Linked DNA regions of Homo sapiens: region 2 is linked to region 1. A link is a loop called in an ENCODE intact Hi-C map of the cell type or tissue named here. Cell type or tissue: mammary epithelial cell. All regions are shown on one strand.

Region 1 (4,000 bases):
TGCTTTTCCCTCAGCTCTTTGAGGCCAGCCAGCACCACCAGGAGCCCCTGGCACAGCTCACAAAAGAAAAAGCAAAGGCCAGGCATGCACACGGGGAAACACAAAAGTAGACACCTCCCCCCAGGCCAGCAGATGAGGGAGGGAGATGAGGCAGATCCATGGGCAAAGATGAGGAGCCAGTCCTGTGAAATGTCCCAGAAGGCCGGGTCCTACCCCTGGCCTAGGTGAGGGTTAAGACCAGAGGACTGGTCACTCTGGCCACCACCACCCCAACCCCCACCAGTGTGGCAGCAATAAGGCCAGGTCTGAGCCAAGCTGCTCTGAATACACCTGGCAGAAAGTGGGGAGTAATGAGGACTGAGTCACTTAGGAACAGCCAAGAGGCCACTCCTGGGCAGCTTAGCGCAATCAGCACCCTGTGTGAAATAATAACCACTTCTACTGAGGACTCCCAGTGTGCCGGCCACTGTGCTTACCACGCTCCACATCTTATTTCAGTTCACCTTCACGGCAACCCGTGAGCAGGTCCCTGAGAGACTTAGGGAGCCCTGGCAGCTCTCAGGTTACAAAGCTCCTTATCCTTGCACATGTCAGGTCCAATTAGTCCACCCTCTGATTCAGCTGGTGAAGAGGAAGAGTGGATGTCAGCACAGATTGATGGTGCATTTGGGGATTGAAAAATACCTGAGTAATCGGCTAGGTGCAGTGGCTCACGCCTGTAATCCCAGCACTTTGGGGGGCCAAGGTGGCCGGATCACCTGAGGTCAGGAGTTCAAGACCAGCCTGGCCAACATGGTGAAACCCCGTCTCTACTAAAAATACAAAAATTAGCAGGGTGTGGTGGCATGTGCGTGTAATCCTGGCTACTTGGGAGACTGAGGCAGGAGAAATCACTTGAACCCAGGGGGGCAGAGCTTGCAGTGAGCGGAGATCGCACCACTGCACTCCAGCCTGGGTAACAGAGTGAGACTCCGTCTCAAAAAAAGAAAAAAAATACATGAGTAATCAAAAAACTCAAATATTAATAGAATAAAATGTATAAAACAATTCATGCCTAAAATTTCTTCATTGTTTCAGATGTAGAATAGTTAATTTAACTTAAATCATTTCTTAAAAAGACAAATTCAGAAAATTTACTGTGTAATTGAAAATAATTTTTTTAAAATGTTGAGGGTGATCTTAGCCTGTTCTCTGTCTTTCATCTTGAAACACAACTTTTCCTTTGTAACATTTTACTCATCCCCATCTTAGTTAGTTTGTGTTGCTATGAAAGGATACCTGAAGTTGGGTAATTTATAAAGAAAACAGGTTCATTTGGCTCATGGCTCTTCAAGGCAGGCTGTTCAAAGAGCATGGTGCCAGCATCTGCGTCTGCTTCTGGTGAGGGCCTCAGACGGCTTCCACTCGTGGCAGAGGGCAAGGGGAGCCTTTGTGTGCAGAGATCACAGAGTGAGAGAGAAAGCAAGAGATGGGGGAGGTGCCAGGCTCTTTTTAACAACCAGCTCTTGGAGGAACTAATAGAGTGGGAACTCACCCAGCCCCCAAGAAAGAGGGCAATAACCTATTCTTGAGGGATCTGGTCCCATAACCGAACACTTCCCATTAGGACCCATCTTCAACACTGGGGATTAAATTTCAATATGAGGTTTGGAGGACCCCCTATACCAAGCCCGTCATATTAATAATAGAAAAGATAAAAACATAGGTTAATAAATTAATAACCCATGATTCAAAGCAAGAAAGAGAACTCTTCATGAGTCAGAAACGCAGAGGCAGCCCTGAATGAAGGAGGTAAACGGGCAGCCCAATGGAACACACTGGCACGCTACCCGGCCCTCCATGCCAAGGCTGCTACTGTTACCCAGGGGCTGCAGCATCCCTTCAAGGCTGTGTGAGTCCCCCAGCAGCATAGCTTCAGCCTCCCCAGCCCCAAGTCCCACACTGCCACCTGCAGGCCAGCCATCATTACCACGGCATGGCCAAGGACACGCAGCCAGGAGCCATCACAGCCCAGGGCATGCAAGGAACTCTCTCAGAGATGAGGTTACAACCAACAGTCACCAAATACATAAAGAAGGCAGCATCCATGAAAGAGAGGCAACAAAGAACCTACCCCCAAGGAATCCAGTCACAGAACAATCAGAAAAACGTGTTAAAATACATACGCTAACATCATCACAGTGAAAGGAGTGAAGCCTATTCAGGAAATGAAAACACGTAGTTTTGGAAAAGATCCGCTTAGAGAACTTAAAATGAAAAATGTGATAGTCAAGTTAAACAGAAACCCCAAAAGATGAATCCAGGAGCGGACTGGACACAGAAGATTGTGTTCATGATCTGGAAAATCATGCTAAGAAAATCCCCCGGAATACAGCACAATGAAAAGATAGAATGCATAAGAGGAAAGTTTAGGGATACACAGCGTTGATTCAGATATTCCTACATCCAGTTAATATGAATTCCAGAAAGGGAGGATGAACAGCAGTTGTGATAAAATTGACAGGTAATTTCTTAGAGCTTCAAAAAGACATACATCCAGAAGTTGAAAGAGCTCACTGATAATTTTTTACCTTTACACTTTAGAAAAATCAAAATTAAACTTTTTGATTTTATTATTTTTTTTTGAGACAGAGTTTTGCTCTGTCACCCAGGCTGGAGTGCAGTGATGCAATCGTGGCTCACTGCAGCCTCGAACTCCTTCTGGGCTCAAGCAGTTCTCTTGCCTCAGCCTCCCAAATAGCTGGAACTAAGGTGTGCACCATCATGCTTAGCTAATTTTTTATAGAGATGAAGTCTTGCTTTGTTGACCAGGTTTGTCTTTAACTCCTGGCTTCAAGTGATCCTCCTGCCTGGCTTCCCAAAGTGTTGGGATTACAGATGCGAGCCATAGAGCCTGGCCAAAGTTAAACTTTAAAAATCAAAGACAGGCCGGGTATGGTGACTCACACCTGTAATCCTATCACTTTGTAAGGCCGAGGTCAGAGGATTGTTTGAGCCCAGGAGTTGGACACCAGCCTGAGCAACATAGGGAGACCCCGTCTCTACAAAATTAAAAATAAAAATAAAAATAGCCAGGAATGGTGGCACATGCCTGTGGGCCCAGCTTCTTGGGAGGCTGAGGTGGGAGGATCGCTTGAGCTTAGGAGGTTGAGGCTGCAGTGAGCCATCATCTGCCACTGTACTCCAGCCTGGGTGACAGAGTGAGACCTCATTTCAGAAAACAATAAATAAATAAAATAAAAGACAAAGTCCTAAAAGTTACAGACAAATGACCTGCAATGGGGACTCCAGCTGCCATCAGATTGCATATCAGCAATATCAAATGCAAGAAGGCATTAACATCTGAGCATATGCAAGCATGAACCAAGAATTCTATACTCTTCCAGGCTATTACTCATAAGTCAGGGCAAGAAAAGAGAATTCTAGACATATAAGCAGTCAGAATATTTACCATCCACACACCCTTCATTAAATATTCAATTTTGCACTCCACTAAAAAGAAAAGCAAACGCAAAAGAAAGAAAGGAGTTACAAGAAGCAATGACAAGCAACTAAATCAAGAAACTATATTGTAAAGTGGAAATAAAAATTTCTATTTTGCAGTTTTTAATACACTGGAAATAAGATTCCAGGTGATTAGTAGAATGTTTGGGTGGTTGGGGAGCGGCACATAGGGCAGGAAACAGGAAGCTACAAGCATGCCAGGATGCTTGTCTTGTTTGGGGAGAGACAATAGAGACTGGTGGACTTTTTAATGGGACTTTAAAAAAATAAAAGTTTAGGCTGGGTGTGGTGGCTCATGCCTGTAATCCCAGCACTTTGGGAGGCAGAGGTGGGTGCATCACTTGAGGTCAGGAGTTCAAGACCAGCCTGGCCAACATGGTGAAACCTGTCTCTATTAAAAATACGAAAATTAGCCAGGCATGGTGGTACACACCTGTAGTCCCAGCTACTCGGGAGGCTGAGGCAGAAGAATCGCTTGAATGCGGGAGGCAGAGGT
Region 2 (4,000 bases), 49 kb before region 1:
CACTTGGCATATTGGAAATGAGAGAGGAGACAAGGATGGCTGAGGCATCGTGCATGGGGGGAGTGTGGAACAAAATGAGGCGGCAGAGGTGGACGGGTGCCAGGCTGTGCAGGGCCATGTGGGCACAGATGTCATGTCTTATTCTAAGGGTATCACTGGAGGGGCCGCTGGAGGATTCAGAGACTGATATGGTGCAGCAGCCCCATGCCCGCTCTGGCCACTGGTGGTCCTCTGTGTCTGCCAAGAGTGAGGTGCCTAACTAGGGGAGGCTGACAAGGCCACAGGGGCCTTGGCCCTGGTGGGCAGGGAAGGCAGGGAGGGGCCCGCTGCAGCTGGAGCTGCCCAAGCCTAGGATTGCAAACGAGGTCTAGAGCCAAGACCCACCCTCAGGCGCCCGCTCAGCTCTGTCTCTAGGGCTGCCATGTAGTGGAAGCGGAAGGCAGAGGCTGTGCCCAGGAAGGATGTCTGTGTGTCCTCATAGGACCCCTTCAGCACCAGCTCCAGCTCCAGCTTGTCCTGATCTAGGGAGAGAGTAGGCGGGTTAGCATGAGAACAAGAGCCCGGAACCCCAGCTCGGACCTGGGACAGCAGCACCACCACCTGGATTCAGAGGATGCCTGGGAGGCTGGGCCATCGTCAACAGCATTCTGAAAAGGGCCCTTCCCAGCCCAAGGGGCCCCACAACCCCCCATCCCGGACTCCTGCCTTCTGCAACATGCTCTCCCCCAGGTCAGGGGACCCTCCTGCCCAGCGGAGATGCGTGGCCCTCTGTGCCATGTGGGTGAGAAGAGAGAGGCAAGCTCTACCCTGCTGCTGGCCTCCTGCCCTGCGCAGGCTTCCCAGCAATCCTCCTCACCCCCACATCCAGGCAGAGTCCAGGCCTGGTTCTAAGCTGGTCTCACCTGCAACCACAGCGGTGCTCCCTGTGCTGTCCAGATGCACATCCAGGCATGACAGCTCTCGGGCCTGGGGAAGACCACATCATGGGCAGGGGCCTCTGCAGGGTAAGCTGAGGTCCCCTTAACCTCAACCCTCTGAGACCCACTGTCCCAAATCCACCACACACACAAGGAGTTGTGTGGGCTCAGGATGGGATTGGCTGCAGAGGCCCTTCATCCCATTGCCGATCCTCTGCCGCGGCTGAACCTGATATTCCGCAGCAGCCAGGAGGGCCCTGGCTCCACACCTCCCCTCCAGCTCCCCTGGCTTTGCCAAACTCCCGAAACCTCCTAGAGCGCCCAGCCCTCAGACACAGCTGTTTCTTCTCTTGTTTCCCTGTGGCTTGGAGCTGGAGGAGGTATTCTACCACAACTCCAAATAATCTAAGCAAGCCGCCCATCCATAGGAGGGTAGACGGGGCGTCGGACAAACCCTCAGAACGTCTCCTGGCTGTCCTCTGTGGCCTAACTGGGGGACAATGACAAGGCCAGGCCCCCGTGGCCTTGCCAAGGGAGCCTCTGCATGCTGTCTGTGAAGCATACCAGCAGATGCCCGCCACCCACGCTCCACACAATCACTGAATTTGCCCACCTGCTGTGTGTCTCCATCACCTCCTAAGAGGCAGTGCCATCGGCTTGACTTTATTTTCATGTGTATTTTTAAAAGTAATACCCGTCCATCAAACAGCCCCTAGGAGCTTAAATGCTGGGCTCTAGGTGCCTTCGCCCGTGACCCTGGACCCGCCTGCTCCCAGGTCTGTGCTGCTGGTCTGGGTCACTGTGATAATCGAGCGCGTCGCCCGCTCGCCACCTTGCGGCCATTTCTGTCCACTGCAGCTTCGTGAGCCCGTGGTCAGGAGCGCTGACCAGGACTCTCCCCAGTCCCAAGGAGGAGCTAGCTGCCTGAGCCTCTGATCCTCCTAGGTTGGCAGTACACCGCCCTGGGAACTCCCTCTGAGCCTCGGTGACCTCAACGTGAACAACCGGAAGGTGGGCCTGGCCTACCTGATTTCTTCACCGCTTCCCAGGGAAGCACTCAGTCAATCCCTAGAACTATGAGTTCACCGCAGGTGACTAAACACCTTCCGGAAGCACCCCGAACAGCCGTGGGCCAGAACCTCCTCTCAGCAGAGCCCTGCCTCCCCTCTCTCTATGCGCCCCTTAGCTCCAGGCCCCTCCAAGACCCACAGCCACAGGTGACCACCTGGCTGGAAGGCTAGGGGTGGTTTTACCACGAAGCCCTGCCCCTTCCTTGTCCCTGCTGGTCCACACCCCAGGCAGCTGCCCTCCCTCCCCAAGCGTCTGCTCTGGGGCCCCTCCCCTAAGCCTGGGGAAGGTGCTTACCACAATGACTTTGTTGGTGATGAGGTTTTCTGGGCGATCTGACCTGGAAAAATCAAACCATGCAAAGGCAAACGCTTCCTGCATTGACCTCCCGCTCCCGCCCATGTGGGGTCTCCCTGGGTGATGCTGAGGGCTCTGTAAGTCCTGGATTCGGTTCAGGGACAAGGGGAGATGCTTTGCAGGAGGAGAGGGGAGGGGAGAGAGCAGAGAGAGAAAACATCGGCCTTCCTCTCTGTGTTTCCCTAAGAGAAGCCCCGCCCCACTCCCGACCTCTCTGGCAGGGGTAGGAGATGAGGGACAGTCAGGCTGGACTGACCACAGGGAGATCTGGGTCAGGGCCATTTCCTCAGAGCCTGAGTCCTGAGACACTCCCTGGGCTGTGTGACATTACTCACGTTTCTTCCATCAGGAACTCCACATCCAGCTCCTCCTCTCCCTGAAATCAGAGAGCATGAGCAAGTCATCAGCACATACCTGTGTCTTCAGAGTTGACACAGTTCTTTTACAGGTGTCATCTCATCCTCTCAAGCGGTCTCCAAGGGAGGCACGTTAGTACAATTATTTCCAATTTATGGATGAGGAAACTGAGGTATGGGGCCAGATGGGCTACCTGCCCACATTGCCCACAGCTAGTAAGTCTGCAGAGAACAGGTCTCCCTCCCTTGGAGGTCCCACAACTCTGGGCAAGACTGAAGGGGAAGACAAGGAGCACAGCCAAAGGAGGCATGATGTGCAGGACCCATATCTTTTTCTTGAGGAGGGCCCAGACCCCCGAACTCTGCCGTCCCCACCCCCAGGCTGCAGCAGGAAGGGACGTGAGGCCTTCACAAAGCAGGCCTTGGCACCACCAGCAGGAGTGATGGATGCTGAGCTGTGTTTTGAGGGGTGGCCTTCCTGCCACAGGTGGCTAAAATTCCTCCACTGGGTGATTCAGCCTGTAACTGTAAAGTGAAGCCTTTTCCTTGCTTATTAAAATGCAAATCTAAAAAGGGGTTTAGATTTTTCTGTGAATGAGTTCACCCCAGCAGCCTCCCAACAGGTGGGAGAAATAGCTACTTCCTCAGCTTGGAGTTGGAAGAAGTGGGGCCCACGGGGACTTCCCCACCCACCCACCCACCTGGGGACTCTGGGAGAAGGTTTTCCGGAGCAGCTTGCCAGGGAGGACTTCTGAGATGTCATAGAGAACCTTGAAGCAGATGTCATCCTCCGTGACTGAGTCCTCATCATAGATGCTAAGCTCCAGAACATTCTAGGAACCAGGAACAGCGACTTAGCATTTTACCTGCTCATAGTGAGAGTAGCTCACCTCTGTTGAGCCCTTACTTGATGTCTAGAGTCAGAGAAGATCATTATGCCACCACACGTCTGCGCTTCAAAATAAAAAAAAAAACTGTAAAACTTAAATATAAGGAAATCTTATTAAATTTCAAATTTCCTCCTTCTAATTTTTGTTTTTATCAAACATAAAATTCTGAGCTGGGCATGGTGGCTCATGCCTGTTATCCAGCACTTTGGGAGGCTGAGGTGGGTGGGTCACCTGATGTCGAGAGTTCGAGACCAGCCTGGCCAACATGGTGAAACCCCATCTCTACTAAAAATACAACAAATTATCTGGACATGGTGGTGGGTGCCTGTAATCCCAGCTACTCGGGAGGCTGAGGCAGGCGAATCGCTTGAACCTGGGAGGCGGAGGTTGCAGTGAGCCCAGTTCGCGCCAT

The links. Peaks named below come from ENCODE experiments on the same cell type or tissue, not always from the same donor. Only the 100,000 strongest peaks of a DNase experiment are listed, where the experiment ranks them.
Region 2: a loop joins it to region 1, with 4 times the contacts of the local background. A loop is called at or near these places in 27 of 110 quality-filtered maps.

What each region holds. Positions count from the first base shown.
Region 1 is chr15:42,132,148-42,136,147 of GRCh38, forward strand. No RefSeq gene overlaps it. Among named protein-coding and RNA genes, the nearest start is that of PLA2G4F, 22 kb to the right of the region's middle. In mammary epithelial cell, a CTCF peak has its summit at 1,949 (motif pointing left); no DNase peak of the experiment used is centred here.
Region 2 is chr15:42,082,814-42,086,813 of GRCh38, forward strand. It overlaps PLA2G4D (phospholipase A2 group IVD), which reads right to left. Exons shown (of 20, transcript NM_178034.4): 4 at 3,400-3,531; 5 at 2,678-2,718; 6 at 2,283-2,325; 7 at 903-966; 8 at 385-521. Among named protein-coding and RNA genes, the nearest start is that of PLA2G4D, 9.7 kb to the right of the region's middle. RefSeq lists enhancers at 834-1,449, 1,394-2,593 and a silencer at 1,618-1,912. In mammary epithelial cell, a CTCF peak has its summit at 1,768 (motif pointing left); a DNase peak (open chromatin) is centred at 1,898; H3K27ac peaks cover 807 bases.